Regions from separate parts of the Homo sapiens genome. Here region 1 is linked to region 2. A link is a loop called in an ENCODE intact Hi-C map of the cell type or tissue named here. Cell type or tissue: psoas muscle. All regions are shown on one strand. Each heading gives the region's core, and the rest is flanking DNA. Links, peaks and the distances in the headings are about the cores only.

Region 1 (5,382 bases), core at 236-5,235, 330 kb after region 2:
CTGGCAAAGTGAAGGAAAGAGGTAAATATTACGACTACCCAGTAAATCCAAAAGGACATAATTATAATCCTTGAAAGGCTCTACTAAAAATAATGTGTTCAATTTAGCATGCTGGAATTAATGTAATTTGTACAGGTTTTATAAAATAGTATTTGTTATTTCTGTTTATAAAACAGAAAATTTTGTATTGTAGAAGATTAATAAACTACATTAAACTTCTGAAGAAGATAACAAAAATCACCCAAATTCTACAACTCAGAGATTAAACACATAATATTAATGGGTTTCCTTCTAGTTTATTCCTATGCACAAATATGTTGGGTTTTCTTTTTTCAGAATTATGATCGTACTATCTGTTCAATGTTTGACCCTACTAAGATTTACTGTTTAAAAGTAAACACTTTCTACTGTCATAGTTTTTGAAAATGTGATTTTTAGCAATGTGTAATATCCTCTTATATAGATTTCTTGTAGGAATCATTAGTGATTTTTAACTTTTTACTTTAAAAAATAAAGCTGCAGTAAACATCTTTGCTCATTAATCTTGCTCCAAATCTTTGCTTTTTTAAGATAGATTCCTAGAAGTGGAATTATTACAAAGACTATATTTTAAGCCAATTAATGCCAACCAATTGCTTTCCAAAAAGACATAAGATGATACCCACTTACATTTTTATCAGCAATGCATGAATACTCATCTTACCAAACCTTCGCCAGCACCAAATTTCTTAACTCCTAAAATGGAAAAGTGTACTTCACACAAAATAATTGATATCTTGACAATAAGGTTATTTTGTCTACTTCTTGGTTAAAATTTGAATATTAATTTATGATAATTCAGTCAAAGTTAGTTATTATATAATCTCTATTACGGTCAGTCTTGTGGTTGAATTGGTTGTGTATTCCTTTATCTGTTGCCACCATCACTGGTTTACGAGCCTCTGGAAAGCAGCAAGGGATATTATGTACCTCCCACACCACCTAGAACAGTATCTTGTACACAGTTCATGTTCAACAATTATTTGTGGAGTGGAATTGATTATGCTATCTAGCCTTTAGGAATATGTCAGCCAATCTTGGGAAAGGGTGAGATATAGATTTCAATAGACAGATGCCTATCTTCTAGTCACCATAGTTTTGTTAAGATCAGGGAAAAATAAAAACAAACCACAGAAAACCATCTTGGCAGTGACAACACTGGCAAACCTTATACTAGATCAAGATCTTTCAAATTTTTGGCCCTGACCCAGAATAAGAACATTTACATGACTCAGCACACACATACATCTATAGAGATCTATAATTAAAATAAACAGTTTATTCTTCTCTATGCTACCTGTGAAATAATCTACTGTTTCCTTTTCTATTTCAATGTTTAAGAAATGTTCAATTTTTAAGGAATTTTTAAGGACTAAAGACAACATTTCCCAACTCCTTTGTAGGACCATTCACAGGTTACAAGAATAACCAAATTATTTCACAATAGATGGTTTGGAAAACAACTCATTTGAGCAAGATCATAATTGACCACTAGTCCTGTGGCAGCCTTATAGGCCAGCTGCTTCCATACCTATCAGAGGTTGGGGAGACCTTCCTTGGCTTTCACCTTTTCTTTCCTACACATGCAAGTCTACAGAGGCTGCCTTGAACCCATAAGGTCCCACCAGTGGGCCCTTGTTTTCTTAGACTACAGCTCCAGGCAACAGTTGGTAAACCTACACTAGTGTTGCAGACTGACCTGTGTCTCAAGGAAGTTCAATGTGAATAAATCTTTAATTGTTAAATGTAGAACTTGTACAATGAAAATAGACGGCAATATTATAATCAACTTAAGTGGATGAAAACACTTAGGAAGGAGGAATAGATTTCACATTTAGTCCTCGGATTCAACTGATTTTCTCTAGAAATCAGAGCAACTCAGAAATATGACTTCAGCTTTTTCAAATTCCAAATGTGAGTTTTCATCACAGGTTGCTGAAGGCCACAATAGTTTTCACAAGGTTGAAGAAGCTGCCTTTTTCCTTCTTAGAAGCTCTAGCAACCATTTTCTGACCCTGAGATTCACAAGCAATCAACACCTCTACTAATTTCCAGAAACTCGAGTCCCGAATCATGGCATTTCTGATAAAGGCTACAAATGAGGCAATTCTTGATAAGATGAAGGGGGAAATAGCAAAGACTCACAGCGTGCAAGGTCTCCAATACCCTCACAAACCCTCCAAGTCCAGCTCTTCATGCCAGCAGAGAAAACTCTAGGTTGACGCAAAATGCAGATCACTTTGCCCTTGTGATACAGTCAATCATCTCCTGGGGATAGAGCTATAAAACAAATATACTAGCTAAAAACAATTGTTTAATAAAAACTACCCTAACAAAAGACAAGCATCCAAGTAAACCTACTACTTTACTCATAGTTATTTGAATAGTTATGTCCTAAGTACCATATTAAAAGTCTTACAAGAATTATCTCATTTTCCAGATGGAGGAGATGAGACACAGAAGATGTAAATAATTCATCTGTGCAAGAAGGCAGTTGTCTCCTAAAATCTATTATCCTCTTCTTATTTTAATAATAAACCTCTGAGTTTTAGCTGGGCACATAACCACCAGACTAAAGACAACATTTCTCAACGCCTTTGTAGGACCATTGTCTACAATGGCATTGTCTACTATGGCAGCTTGAGCTGCCATAACAAAATACCGTAGACTGAGTGGCTTAAGCAACAGAAATTTATCTCTCACAGTTCTGGAAGCTGGTAAGTCCAAGATCAACGTGTTGGCCAGTTTGGTTCCTGGTGAGGGCTCTCTTCCTGGCTTGCAAATGGCAGTCTTCTTGCTGTGTCCTCTCACAAGGCAGAGAGAGATGGAGAGACAGCAAACTCTCTGGTTTCTTCCTAGAAAGGAGCTAATCCCATCAATAAGGACCCCACTCTAATGACCTCATGTAAACCTAAGAACCTCCCAAGGTTCCACCTCCTAATGCCATCACTTTAGGGGTTAAGGCTTCAGCATATAAATTTGGATGGTGGACACAAACATTCAGTTCATAACAGCCATAGAGTTAAGTCTTAGGCAATGGGCTGTGACTGAAAGTGACCCATTGACTTGTCCCATAAAGAGACATGCTCTCCACTTCTCTTCTTTCCTTCCCAGTGGCTGAGATGCAGATTTGGTGATGGGAGCTGGAGCTCTGCTTTGGACCACAAAACAGATGCTGTGGGTTGAAGGTGGAAGAGCAATGAGAAACTAGATACTGTGAGGTTGTCACATAAACCCTAATGTGTATAGGGTGATACAAACCTCTATCCTATTGGAGCCACTTTACTTTGGCCTTTGCTACAACAGCTGAATCTGCATCGTAACTAATTCATTATCCAGGTCGCAACACTGATAAATAACAGAGCCTGTTATTTGAACTCAAATCTGTGTAAATCCAAAGCCCAGTCTCTTACTGACTATACAGTACTGCCTGCAAAAACCAAAAGGTTAAAGTATAACAAAAGGAGGTCAAGCTGACACCCAGAGAAAGTGCTAAATGCAAAATAATTTTAGCTCTTTGAGGTCTGAAACAAGCCTGTGCCACTTACACTAAAAGTTCACGTGTCCCAATTGTGAATAAAAACACTAATAAACATTCGGAAGAATGGAGGAGCATGCCGCAAAACTGAACTACCCAAGTACAATTCTGACAGTGGCAGATAAGGGCTGGATTCAGGTTTACTGTGGGAAGCAACAATTGTAAACCACCCACGGTGATAACACCATATCAGGGACACTTCCCAGTTGAAGTCCACTGTGGTAGCACCAAGGTTCTTTGGTTGTGGTCACCTCTCACCCCACTCACCTAAGGCGTTTCTAAAGCCCAGCTCCCAGTAGCACCCTAGAGCCTGAAATTGGAGAGCAGTCACTTGGAGATCTACACTGTGAATGAATCAGGTCTGGTCCTACAGGCTAGCCCACTCCGAGAACCTAAGCAGGCATTTCCCCCTCAGCAGGAAAGCCTCCGTTTCCATCCCAAAGCCGCTCTGGGAACATTCATTTGATTTAGTTGAAATGGACAAACAAAACCTAAATCATCTGGTTTTAGACCTGAAAGATTTTCAAATCCAGCAAGTAAGCACTCTTTACGCGTTTTTCTATCTACACCCCACCCCTGCCGATGCCCTCACCACCTCCTCCCTGCCACCTTGTGACACAAACACTGTGAGAAAGCACTTTAATGCAAACAGGAGGATTGTGAAGAAACTGTGCCTGTTTCTTTCATTTCTGAAGACATTACTAAAATCCATTCTGACCCAAATGCAGAGCTAGGGGCCACATCTCACAGCCAAGCAACAAGGATTCCAAGCCAAAACAGCCCCAGCTTTTTGTGACTGTGGAAGAATGTAGTCCAGAAATGGTTTCCAGCCTGCCCAGTGGCAGAAACCGAAATCCGACACCCCAGAGAGAGTCCCAATTCCCTGTAAACAAAGAAGGGAGGAATCGTTTACTACAGCCACTGAAGTCTTAATGTAAGGCTCCAAGTATGTCAGGCACACCAAACAAATTTAGCTTCACCACCTGTTCCGGAAAAGAAACGCCCAGCCAAAATCCCCCCAAAAGTGCACAGATATTCTCAGTGTGGATTAGCTGGGAGTCTTTTCAAATATATTCTATATTAGAGTTTGTAAACTGGGCACTTGATGTATACCACATGGCTGCCGCGTAAGACGTGAAGTTTTTGTTCTGTGCCTCAGAAAATCACACTCTTTTGCTCCATAGTTTTCAGATAAAATTTTACAAAATGGTAAGAAATCCTAAAAAAGAAAGAAAAAAGAAAAAAAAAGAAGAAAGGAGCTTACAGTCTTATTGGAGGAAAAACACACGTACTTGAAAAATTCCATTATCTAAGAGGTATGCAGACAGTGTGGTTAATTGCCAAAAAAAAAAGTGGGCTAGGTGATAATTGATAAAACACAGATGTGTAAGCATGTCAGGGCCAAGAGGTATAAAATGCCATTGTATAGACAGGTGACAGAAAAGTAATGCCTCAGTTAAGCCATGCAAAGGGTCAAAAAAATAAAATCAGGGCAAATGCCAAAATCTAGTTCCACTCAACATTTACTTGCAAAGCACCTTCTAGTCTATGGATTCTGATAGATCAAATTGAGAATGCCTGTAAATTGTTTAGGAAAATGCCAAGCACCTGCTAAACTTTCAACAAATGCTCATTGCTCCAGTTGCTGTTAAGACAAAACTACGCACCCAGGGTATGCTGCACCTCCCATGAACTTGCTGAACTTCTATCCTTCCTTTAAGACTCAACTCAAACCTCCTCTCTGAAGCTTTCCTTGGCCCCAGGTCCCCTCCCCAGGCAGTGTTAGGAGCCCCTTTGTCAGTGCT
Region 2 (5,382 bases), core at 276-5,275:
GGTGCCTGAGCACCATTGCAAAACTATAAAAAGAAAGCTGAAATGATACACATTTGAGACAAGCAAAATCTTTCTTACAGTCTTAGGTTTGTGATATCTTAATGTGCTTTTGATTCTATTGATCATGAAATCACATTCTACCTACTGAAGCCAATTTCACAATAACACTGATTTAAATGATCTTTGTAGCATTACAATATGTAATTTTTATTTCAATAAGATTAAGAGTATCATGAAATTATGCAAACAAGGCACAATATTAAAACTCCAAAAAGTTAGGAAATCGTTACTATCCAATGGGACTGACAAATTCACTGTACACCAAAGAAATGTACTTAGAAATAATCACAGAATTGTGCCTTGTTAGCTTTTCTCCATGTACCATAGTTGCTGGAAATATTCGTAGAGGATGCACTCTTCTATTCCACCGATACAAAAACCTCTAAAACTAATGCTTTCGTAGAATGTATAAACTATACATAACATTTTTATGTATAAATTTTATATACATATATAAATTGTATATTTTCTTTGGAAGTTCTTTTTTAACTAGAGAAGGTATGGCATTTATATTTATTTTACAAATCTGGCAGATTTGACTAACAATCCCTTTATTCTTTGTGAAATGTGTCTTGTCCTTCAGGGTTTGAGCATTGATCCTTTTGAGCATGAAGAAACCTGAAGCTATTAGATAGTGTGAAAGCAACGAGTCAACCAGCCTGCCTGCGACCACGGACTCAGGGAGGGCAGTTAGACAAAAAGTAAAAAGAGATGAGTTTGGCTGAGTACTGATATTGCTTTGAAGGCTATGCTGAAGTTTTTTAGTTTTCTAATTATCTAGTTAATAAGACTGTTGACAAGGAAAATATATCTGATTTGATGCAAAGAAAAAGAAATCTATGTCCAAAAAGTTAAAATTGCTAAGTGAAATACAACAAATAAAGTAAATTTTGACATTTCACACACCTCGACTTGTAAAGAATGAAACCTCATACATTTCCCCCACAGCAGCATTTTTTACACCTTGAATAAAGGTATTCAGTTACCTTTAGAATTATAGATTGAGCAAAATCACATAATTTTCTCAAAACAAACCAATCAGTTTTCCTTTCATAAAATTAAACCTTTGATAAGTATATTTTTAACAAATTGGGCAATTTCATTACTGGATCATGAGGCATTTATAAAAATCAATTATTTATTAAAAAAAATAAAAGAGGCTGGTGCAGTGGCTCACACCTGTAAACCCAGTACCTTGGCTGGCCAAGGCGGGCAGATGGCTTGAGTCCAGGAGTTCAATATCAGCCTGGGTAACATGGCAAAACCCTTTCTCTACAAAAAATACAAAATTTAGCTGGGTGTGGTGCGTGCCTGTAGCCCCAGCTACTAGGGAGGCTGAGGTGGAAGGATCACTTGATCCTGGGAGGTTGAGGCTACAGTGAGCCATGAACGTGCCACCGCACTCCAGCCTGGGCAACAGACAGAGAACCTGTCTCAAAAAAAAAAAAAAAAAAAAAAAGAGGAAAGGAAAGGGAGGGAAGGGAGGGGAGGGAGGGGAGGGAGGGGAGGGAGGGAAGGGAAGGGAAGGGAAGGGAAGGGAAGGGAAGGGAAGGGAAGGGAAGGGAAGGGAAGGGAAGGAAAGGAAAGGAAGTCAGGCGCGGTAGCTCACGCCTATAGCTTGGACACTCTGGGAGGCTGGGGTGGGTGGAGCGCTCGAGCTCAGGAGTTTGAGACCAGCCTGGGCAACATGGCAAAAGCCCATCTTAAAAAAAGAAAAATAATTTTAAAAAAGAAAATAAAGGAACCTAGAAAAATATGTCTGTTCTTCAAACTTTTTACTTAGTCACCTTCACAGTTTCAAAAGTAAACTGATATACATTTTTAGGTATAAAATTATGCTTTATTTCTCAGGCAGAGCCTGAGAACAGAGTTATGCCTTTATTCTATTGTTTTTCTGTTACTTTTTCATATTCCCCCCAGATCCTATCATCTGACCCACAATAAAATAGGAAGGAGGCTAGGTGCTCCCTCAGTGCCTCCAAGTTCCCTTTTTCCCATTTTCCCCCTCCAGAAATATGTTTCACACCTCTCATTCTACCCTGTTTCACATTAAACTGGCTCTCTGTTCCTTACCAGATCCCTGTATCAAGTGTGCTCTGTGGAGAGTGTTAAATCAGCCATTGGTACCTTAGCGCAAATATAAGCCAAAGGACGTGTATTTTTAGCATTAGCATTAATTGTAGAGCTATAGACATTGTGCACTATTAAAAGTATGTCAAATATCAGCAGAGAAGGAAGAAGAAAGAAGGGGAGAGATGGGACCAGGAGCAACAAACCCAAATGCAAGCTTGAGTGAGTGCCAGGGACTCCATCAGAGGCGGCCATCTTGAATATCTAATTCTGACTTTCCTCCCTGCAGACTGAATTGCAAGAATGCCTGACGGGGTCCTCAAAGCTCATCTCAGGACGGCCACATCTACTCGATGCGTGCATGGCCTCTGTGAGGTCACCGCAGTTGTCTTATGATCCAGGCTGTCCATCTCAAACCCCTCCCTGCTGGAAGATCGTGATCTGCCCACGTTGGAAACAGGCAGCCTGCCATCAGACAGATGGGAGTGAGGGCACGCGGGCCACAGACCACAGAAGAGTAAGAAATATGTTTTCTGAGGCCAGCGCTCCTATCTGGGACACCAAGGCAGCTGTCAGTGCTGACCTAAAGCTAATAGGCCAGGGGTGAAAATGATGCAATTTCTAAACATGACTGGATCAAATAACATCATTCCACTTTCACAAGTAACAGTGCAAACTACTCACAGGCAGAGAGACATCATCAGAGAGAGGGACAGAATGAATGGTTACGGTTGAGTTCCCAGTCAAAATAAAGCTAGCAGTACACGTGAAAAAAGGTCAGTGCTGTTCATGTCTGGAAAAGCTGATCAATCAGATGGTCTTCCAAATACCCCCTCCCCTAAATCCTCCAAATACATTCTCAATGTTTAAAACCATAAAGCCATTGCTATGTTGGTATCCATTCTGAGGTGAAGAAGTTGGTGGTAGCAGCTCCTTCTGTGGATCCATTTTGTTTAATTTCCCTTGTTACATCCCCCTGAGAAGAGATGCAGCCAAGATGACCACCGCTCTCATGAAATTTGGGGAATAACTCTCAGATTTGACTGGGGTGCCTGCCTGGTCTGATTTCACCATTACCACGGTGCTTTCAAGCTTTCTGCATTGCCTGGCAATAGAGTTGGCTGAAGAAGCTGCCATCTGTCATGGCATTTAAGAGATAAAAATGGAATCATAAATAGCGCCAGCTCCTCAGAAAAAAAAAAAAAAAAAGTCCAGCCGGCATGTCAAAATGGAGGACATTAGCATGTTCTTTTAGTACCCGGCTGCCAGCAGCTGAAGTCAGCTTGCTAATCACTCGGTGTCATCTGTCCTAGAACATGCTGCCAAATCTTTCTTCCAGGCCAGCAGCACCAAACAATGCAGGAGAAATTTATGATTCACAAAATATTTTTGCAGAAGGTAAAATCTGACTATTAAACTCCCCCATTTAATTAATGCTGCCATAGCTTACATTAAAAATGGAAGGGGGAAAATCCTCTGCCACAGAATTTATCTCTTCTACCCAGCCAAATTCCTTGCCAAATTTAACAGCAAGCAACATAAATTTAGGTGATTAGATTGGTTGCATATATTTAATTTTTAAAAAGCACCATGATCACACTTTCATTAAAACAGGCTTTCAGCTTTGGTTTAGCGCCACTTGACAAACAACATAGCAGTCCGTGATTGGGTTAGTGAAATGACAAGATTAAAATTTGGGTCTTGGGCAGACGCTAGGCTCTTCCATTATAAATATGTAAAACTGCTGGCCAAATATCAGAATGACACATTGAGGAGGTTCCTTCACACAAATGCATATTCTCCACAAATTTTTGGTACAACGAGGTATAATGGAAAGAACCTTCTACTGGAAATGAGCTCTGAGCCCCAAATTCAGCAGTGATACTCAGTTATGTCAGTTTAGGTGACTTCCTTTGCCTCTTGGAACCTTGGTTTTCTCATGTGTACAATGGGAACACTATTGCATCTCTCGCAAGGTGGTGTCATAAGGCTTAAGAAAAATAACATATAAAAAAAGTCCAGGACATTCTCTGGTGCATTGCAGGTGTTCAGGCAATGCTAGCTTTCCTATGTGTAAATAAGGGATTGCACCAAATCAATGCTTTTCAGCCTTTATTGTTTATTTTCTCCCTAAAACCTTGTTTCCTAATCTTGAGTAATTGAAACCATATTTTTGCCATATGCCTGTACTATGTGTACTCTTATTATTTACTAGTTTTCTATCAATTCAATTTTTAACTTGAATCAATGTATTTAAAAGGAAACCTTTTAACTACTAAAAACTGAATACTTGCAAGCATAAAAAATTTGTTTTCTTATATTTAGTTTTATGGTATTTATAGTACTGTTTTTAGTATCAACACCCACACACACTCACACACAACACACACACCTAAGTTCCATCAGTACATTGGGCTGAAGGCCCCAGAATCTCAATCTCTGGGAGGCCCTAAAAAGGCTTCTATAAATTCTTTTTTTTGAGATGGAGTTTCGCTCTTGTTGCCCAGGCTGGAGTGTAGTGGCACCATCGTGGCTCACTGCAACTTCTGCCTCCCGGGCTCAAGCAATTCTCTTGCCACAGCCTCCTAAGTAGCTAGGATTACAGGTGCCCGCCACCACTCCCAACTAATTTTTTGTATTTTTAGTAGAGACGGGGTTTCGCCATGTTGGCCAGGCTGGTCTCGAACTCCTGACCTCAGGTGATCCACCTGCCTCGTCCTCCTAAAGTGCTGGGATTACAGGCGTGAGCCACTGCCCCAGCCTCAACTTCCATAAATTCTTGAGGCTCCTCAGAACAATTCAGAACAACAGACTAGACCAGACTATTGATGGCTAGTCCTGACTGCATCAGAATTACCTGAAGATATCTTTCAAAAATACAGATTTCTGGGCCTGAGACTGGACTTACCAAAGTTGCCTCTCTGGGGTAAGGCCCAAGAATTTGCATTTTGTAGTTCTCTCTGGCAATTATCTGAGGATCCAGAAATGTAGAAATTCCTGGGATAAATGATTTCTAAAATGCCATCTAATAAGACTTTCTCTGGATGCAAATTAGGAAATTTTTACAGTATTGCCAATCGTTTCATACGGAGGTTTTGTTCTTTATTCTCACCATTCGATTAATATCTAACCTTCATTTCTGAACATCTTTATGCATTCAGTCCTGTGTTCTCCAGCAAGGTCACTGGTTTCTTCAAGACAGTCACTAATGTCTTCAGCAGACTGTCCTGTGGGCATTGACGGAGGGAAGCA

Evidence for each region. Peaks named below come from ENCODE experiments on the same cell type or tissue, not always from the same donor. Only the 100,000 strongest peaks of a DNase experiment are listed, where the experiment ranks them.
Region 1: it touches region 2 in a loop (2.5-fold over the local background); 1 of 110 quality-filtered maps calls a loop at or near these places.

Annotation. Positions count from the first base shown.
Region 1 is chr9:15,112,009-15,117,390 of GRCh38, forward strand. No RefSeq gene overlaps it. Among named protein-coding and RNA genes, the nearest start is that of TTC39B, 190 kb to the right of the region's middle. In psoas muscle, for the core only: no CTCF peak of the experiment used is centred there; no DNase peak of the experiment used is centred there; H3K4me3 peaks cover 1,078 bases; H3K27ac peaks cover 1,439 bases.
Region 2 is chr9:14,777,112-14,782,493 of GRCh38, forward strand. All of the region lies in intron 24 of FREM1 (FRAS1 related extracellular matrix 1), which reads right to left. Among named protein-coding and RNA genes, the nearest start is that of CER1, 57 kb to the left of the region's middle. In psoas muscle, for the core only: no CTCF peak of the experiment used is centred there; DNase peaks (open chromatin) are centred at 2,600 and 3,400; H3K4me3 peaks cover 1,034 bases; H3K27ac peaks cover 3,886 bases.